2 separate regions of the Mus musculus genome follow, and region 1 is linked to region 2. Evidence: chromatin loops called from intact Hi-C (ENCODE). Cell type or tissue: left cerebral cortex. All regions are shown on one strand. Each heading gives the region's core, and the rest is flanking DNA. Links, peaks and the distances in the headings are about the cores only. Region 1 overlaps Zc3h4 (zinc finger CCCH-type containing 4). Region 2 holds the start of Ap2s1 (adaptor-related protein complex 2, sigma 1 subunit).

Evidence for each region. Hi-C counts contacts between places; a loop is a spot of excess contacts. Peaks named below come from ENCODE experiments on the same cell type or tissue, not always from the same donor. Only the 100,000 strongest peaks of a DNase experiment are listed, where the experiment ranks them.
Region 1: it touches region 2 in a loop (1.9-fold over the local background); 2 of 42 quality-filtered maps call a loop at or near these places.

The regions. Positions count from the first base shown.
Region 1 is chr7:16,405,194-16,408,006 of GRCm38, forward strand. The region is part of intron 1 of Zc3h4 (zinc finger CCCH-type containing 4); the gene reads left to right. Among named protein-coding and RNA genes, the nearest start is that of Zc3h4, 5.4 kb to the left of the region's middle. In left cerebral cortex, for the core only: a CTCF peak has its summit at 1,492; DNase peaks (open chromatin) are centred at 616, 921 and 1,959; H3K27ac peaks cover 1,331 bases.
Region 2 is chr7:16,736,235-16,739,047 of GRCm38, forward strand. It overlaps Ap2s1 (adaptor-related protein complex 2, sigma 1 subunit), which reads left to right and starts at 2,210. Exons shown (of 5, transcript NM_198613.2): 1 at 2,210-2,304. The coding sequence starts at 2,302. In left cerebral cortex, for the core only: a CTCF peak has its summit at 1,405; DNase peaks (open chromatin) are centred at 1,697 and 2,095; H3K4me3 peaks cover 1,361 bases; H3K27ac peaks cover 479 bases.

The sequences.
Region 1 (2,813 bases), core at 165-2,664, 330 kb before region 2:
GCAAACAGGAAGGTTGCAGCTTTCTGGCAGTTACTTGCTGACTTTTGAAGGCCTGGGAGGAGCAGCCTGCTCTTTGGCAGTGGTAATGGAGGAAATGGTCTGGAGTCAGTTACATAATTAAGGCCTCATAGACTATGGCAAGCTGCCTGTTTGGATAAGTTAAGGCAAACTTTCCAGCTCTGGCTTTCCAAGTTTTGAGCCTCATCTGCTATAAAGCTCTGTTGCGTCTGAATGCTGTAGATACACTGCTAGAAACAGTGCAGCAATTCATATTGTGTTAGTGCTGTGCGGTGAGGTGGAGTGGTTTCAAAATCAATTTCAGGCACGTTGCACATTGAGATAATTCTTGAGCTGATGTGATAGAAATGAAGACACGACCTCTTGGTTGGTGCTAGTTACAGCTACATCATCATAGAGATAATTTTTCATTAGGATTGGAGGCTGTCTGCTAGGAGTAAGTAGCTTGTTTCTCCTGGCCACATTGCTCCTCCCAATAGAGAATTACTCTCATTTTCCCTGCTTCGGTTTTGTTGATTGGTGACTCAGCTCCCTGTTTGTCAGGCAAGTGGTGACATCTCTGAACGCTGGAGATAGCAACAGGATGTGAAGGAAGGGTGTGGGTATGTGAAAGCAGCTACTGCTGTCCAGGGCTGGTGCCCTCCAGCACCAATGCCCACTCCTCAGGGTTACCACAGTCCAATGGGTGCTACAGAGCACCCACACAGTGGCTGCCGCTCAGTGCCTCTGTCCTTACTGGGAGAAATTCTAAATAGAACACTGGCTGTTCCGTGTGTAAACAGAAGCAGGATGTGTCTGACTGACGGAAGTAGGCCTCTCGGGTGCTGGGCAGCTTTCTTAAAGGGAGCTGGTGGGGACTAAAGTCCATGGAAGCCATCTTGTGACACTTCTTGTTTCACAGTGTTTGGTATAGATGCTGAAATGGTCCAGCTGTCTTGAGCCAATGCCCAGTGTACCGGCATGCATTTGGTTTTGCAATTAGAATGGAGTGAGTCAGCATTCCAAGCTGAGGTTGGCCCCCTGAGAACCAGGAAGTTAGGGATCCAAAGCCAACCCCACTCCTACTCCCCTTTGCTCTGCTTCAGCCAACCCTTGGCCTGAATCTCTGCGGGCCAGGCCTGTTAGACTCCAGGATCTCGCACCCCTTGTAATTTGACTGAGTCCCTATGTTTGTTGAGCAGCTAGGTTTGTCCTGCCCTTGGCTTGGAACAGAAATGTTTCATATTTCTGTTTTGGTTTGGATACTAGGGCAGGAACCCTAGGCCCTGCACTTGTTCGATGGTTTGTGTTTGTGAGGCAAGGTCTCACAGTGTAATACACATTGGCCTCCAACTCGTTTGTTTGTTTGTTTGTTTGTTTGTTTAAAAGACTTAAAAGAGAGGGTCTCACATAGCTGGTCTTCTATCCCAGACTGGGTAGCTCACCAAGCTGAGGCAGCTCACCTTCTGCCTCTGCCTGCTAAGTCCTGCAAGTACAGCTGTGTGTCCCTGTGTCCTTTGGCTTTTTTTTTTTTTTTTTTAAATGGAGTCAGGCATGTTCTGCCTTTTTTTTTTAAACATTTTTTTAAAGATTTATTTATTTATTATATGTAAGTACACTGTAGCTGTCTTCAGACACACCAGAAGAGGGAGTCAGATCTCATTACAGATGGTTGTGAGCCACCATGTGGTTGCTGGGGTTTGAACTCAGGACCTTCAGAAGAGCAGTCAGTGCTCTTAACCACTGTGCCATCTCTCCAGCCCTCCTTTGGCTTTTAAGGTTAGGTCTGAGTTTGTACTACAGCTGTTACCTTTATAAGTAGAAAAGCCAAAGGATAACCATCAGGCCCTGGTGTGGCTTCCCACACCAGCTCCTTAACCTGAGCATTTGCTGGGAAATCAGCAAAAAGATTGAGTCACAGAAAGTGCTCCATGTGCCGTATGGGCCGTATGTGACAGATGCTATTTCTTCCCAGTGTGCCATCCTGAGTCTGCACAGTACTTCAGTACTTCCACTCCCCACCCGCCCTGTACTCTCCTTGGTTATTTTTAAAGTGTGTGTTGACATGTGTACATCAGTTCAGGTGTTCCCAGAGGCTAGAAGCAGTAGAACCCCTGGAACTGAAGTTATACCTGGGGTCTAGAAACTGCTCTTAAATGCTGAGCCATCCCTTCAGTCTCTCTCTCTCTCTCTCTCTCTCTCTCTCTCTCTTTTTTAATTGAGATGGGCTCTCATTCTGCAGTCCAGGTTGGCCTTAAACTTGAAGAAGTCTTTCTTCCACCTCTCAAGTACAATGTGCTATAGTACTTTTGTTGTTGTTTTGACTCTGGTTCTCAACTTGCTATAAAGATCAGGCTGACCTCAAACTCAGAGGGAATCTGCCTGCCTCTGCCTCCTGAGGTTGCAATTAAAGACAACCACCATACTCACCGGGTTCAGTACTTTTCATACTGATAAGCTCATTATGGGTTATGAAATCCATGTATTGATATGTCTGCATATTAGATAAACATCAGAAGAGGGTAGAAAATGTAATCAAATGAAACAGAATGTAAAGGAGGTATAGATCAAAGGCAGTTAGTTTGAGCCTGGTCTGATGATTAACCCTAGAGTCCTACCTTCCCCAGAGGCTGAGGCAGGCTCATGGGCAGCCTGGGTAATTTAGCTAGATCCTGTCGAGATAGAAATAGAAAATAGTACTGACTGGGTATGTGTGCATCAGTGGTGTTTTGTTTGCCTGGTATGTAAGAAGCCCTAGCTTTCATTCCCAGCCCCAGTACTGCAAACAGAAGTGAAAAAGAAAAGAAATTTGAAAG
Region 2 (2,813 bases), core at 181-2,680:
TGTGTGTGTGTGTGAGTGTGACACAAGGACTTTCTCTCCTTACTTTTCTCTTTACATCTTTCAAATTTATCCTCTATGTTTCTGTGTGTGTTTGTGAATGTACGTTAGTGTTGTGTATGTGTTTGTGTGTGTGCATGTGTGTGTGCATGTGTGTGAGTGTGTGCATGTGTGTATGTATGTGAGAGAGAGAGAGAGAGAGAGAGAGTGTGTGTGTGTGTAAATCAGAGGACAACACAAGGACTTTCTCTCCTTACTTTTCTCTTTACATCTTTCAAATTTATCCTCTATGTTTCTGTGTGTGTTTGTATATGTATGTTAGTGGTGTTTATGTGTGTGTGTGTTTGCGTGTGTGTGTGTGTGTGTGTGTGTGTGTGTGTGTATGCGTGAGAGAGAGAGAGTTTGTGTGTACGTCAGAGGACAACTGGAGAGGGCAACTGGAGAGAGTCAGTTCTCTCCTTCCTCCATACAGGTTCTAGTGATTGAACACAGGTCATCGTCAGGCTTGGCAGCAGTTGTCTTTATCCACTGACCTATTTGCCTCGTTCAGGTTTTAGAATTTTGAGACAAAGTCTGACTCTGTAGTCGAGGCTAGCCAGAGAGTCCCTATATAGTACAGGATAGCCTTAATCCATACCAGTACACTTCCATGGATTTACAGACACTGTGTCTAGCCCAATTCCTATCTTTATTTTATTTTATGTACATATGTAGTTATATTTATGAGAAAACCTACATCCCTAAGCTCAACTAAATAGAGCACTGCGTAAGCATAGAAAGGCAGTTAGTTACATTTTTAGGTCCACAGCGTAATGACTTGTTTAACACTATTTCTGCTGGGCATCAGTGGTGCATACCTTAAGTCCAGGTAAGCAGATCTCTGAGTTCAAGTCCAGCCTGGTTTACAGAGTGAGTTCCAAGACAGCCAGGACTACATAAGAAACCATGTCTCAAAAGTAAAATAAAATAAAATAACCTACTTTTCCTAAGACTGGTGTGGTGGCATATGCCTATACTGTAGCCCCTTTGGTGGCAGAAGCTGCAGGATCAGGACTCCAACTGATCCTCCCCTACAAGGCTAGTCCTAGGCCAGTCCGGGATACATAAAACCCTGAGCTTAGGGGCTGGTGAGATGGCTCAGCGGTTAAGAGCACCAACTGCTCTTCCAAAGGTCCTGAGTTCAAATCCCAGCAACCACATGGTGACTCACAACCATTGGTAACGAAATCTGATGCTCTCTTCTGGAGTATCTGAGTACAGCTACAGTGTACTTACATATAATAAATATTTTTTTAAAACCCGAGTTTAAAGGAAAAAAAAAATCACTGGAGGGAAGAGTGAAACATGCCTTCTGAACGTGACAGAGATGATGCCAAACCTTACAGCAGCTGGGAGTTACTGCTCAAGGCCTGTAGGAGACCAGGCCCATCAGCATTTCACCACAGGTGGGCACGGATTGAGATGCTGGAGAGAAGACTCAGTGTTTAAGAGCTTTTGCTACTCTAGCAGATTCGGCTCCCAAACTCCAGTTCCTAGGTTCTTATGCTGTCTTCCACCTCTGTGGACACTGCAGGCATACTATAGACTTACCTACATGCAGGTGAGAACTCAAATACATAAAATAAGCAAAAAATTAAAAACCAGTCGCCGAGGGTGCGAGGGTCATATTCCCAGTAGTGTATTCTGTTAAAAGATGCCCATGCCCAAGTAAGTAACGCTCACATCCGCAACCCCAGATCAATGCCGTGGGTCACACGCTCCGCAAGAAAAACATACATGAAAAAAGGAACACTTTGGGGAAGAAAGGGTTTTGGTGGAGGAGAAAGAAGTAAGCTAATAATAATGGGGAAATATTATCAAAGCACATTATATGTTATAATTTAAAGCAAAGTTGAAAAGAAAAAACTACTATTCCCAGCATGTCCTTGCTGGTAGCTTTGGGATCGAGGAGCACTAGAACCACATTTCCCGAAATGCAACGCTCACTCAGTCTACTTTTAACCTATGGAAATTGTCCTTATTCAGAGTCCTTCATCCACAATGCATTTGGTACTCGCATTTGGCGACTAGGTCTCTTGATAGGAAAAAGGGCAGTCGCAGAGCATGCTGGGAAGGCGTTAGACCGGGGCCACCCTTGCCAACGCGTGCGTTTAAACTACAACTCCCAGAGGGCCGTGCCCGAGAAGGAAGGCGGGTTCTCCTGCCGGAAGTCAGTTCTAGCCCTGGGCCCCACAACTGCAAGCAGAGCCGGAGCCGCCCTGTTACAGCGGGACCCGGGCCTCTGGGGTCCAGACAGGGGTCGCCATGGTAACGGGGGGAGCGTCGTACCGGGGACAGGCAGAGGGGGGTGGTTCACGTACGGTCCCCGGGGTTTCGGTTTGGAGGTGACAAGCTTCCTCCTGCTGCGGATGATCCGGGCCGGGCGCGGGTTCTCGGGATTGGGGTCAGGAATGGGGATCAGGGGCTGGATGCTGCGCTGCGGGGTGTGCTTGTGGTTCCAAGCAAAGGATTTGGAGGGGAAGGAGTGTCCAGGGGAGGGACTGCCTTGGTGGGAGACATTTGGGGGTGATTTTGAAACCACAGAGGCGGGAGAAGATATTGGAGATGAGGAAGGGATGATGGAAAAGAACCAGAGACTCTACAGACAGGGTAGAGAGGGTTCCTTATGAGAAGGAAGGAGCTGGTTTTAAGGAGAGCTAGTGTTGGGGCAAATTGGATATGGCCAGGGTAGATGCTCTCCAGGGGAAGAAGAGGACCCTGGAGGCCGGAAGTTAGCCCCTGTAGGATTAGAGTTAGGCTGCTGCAAGAGGAGAGAG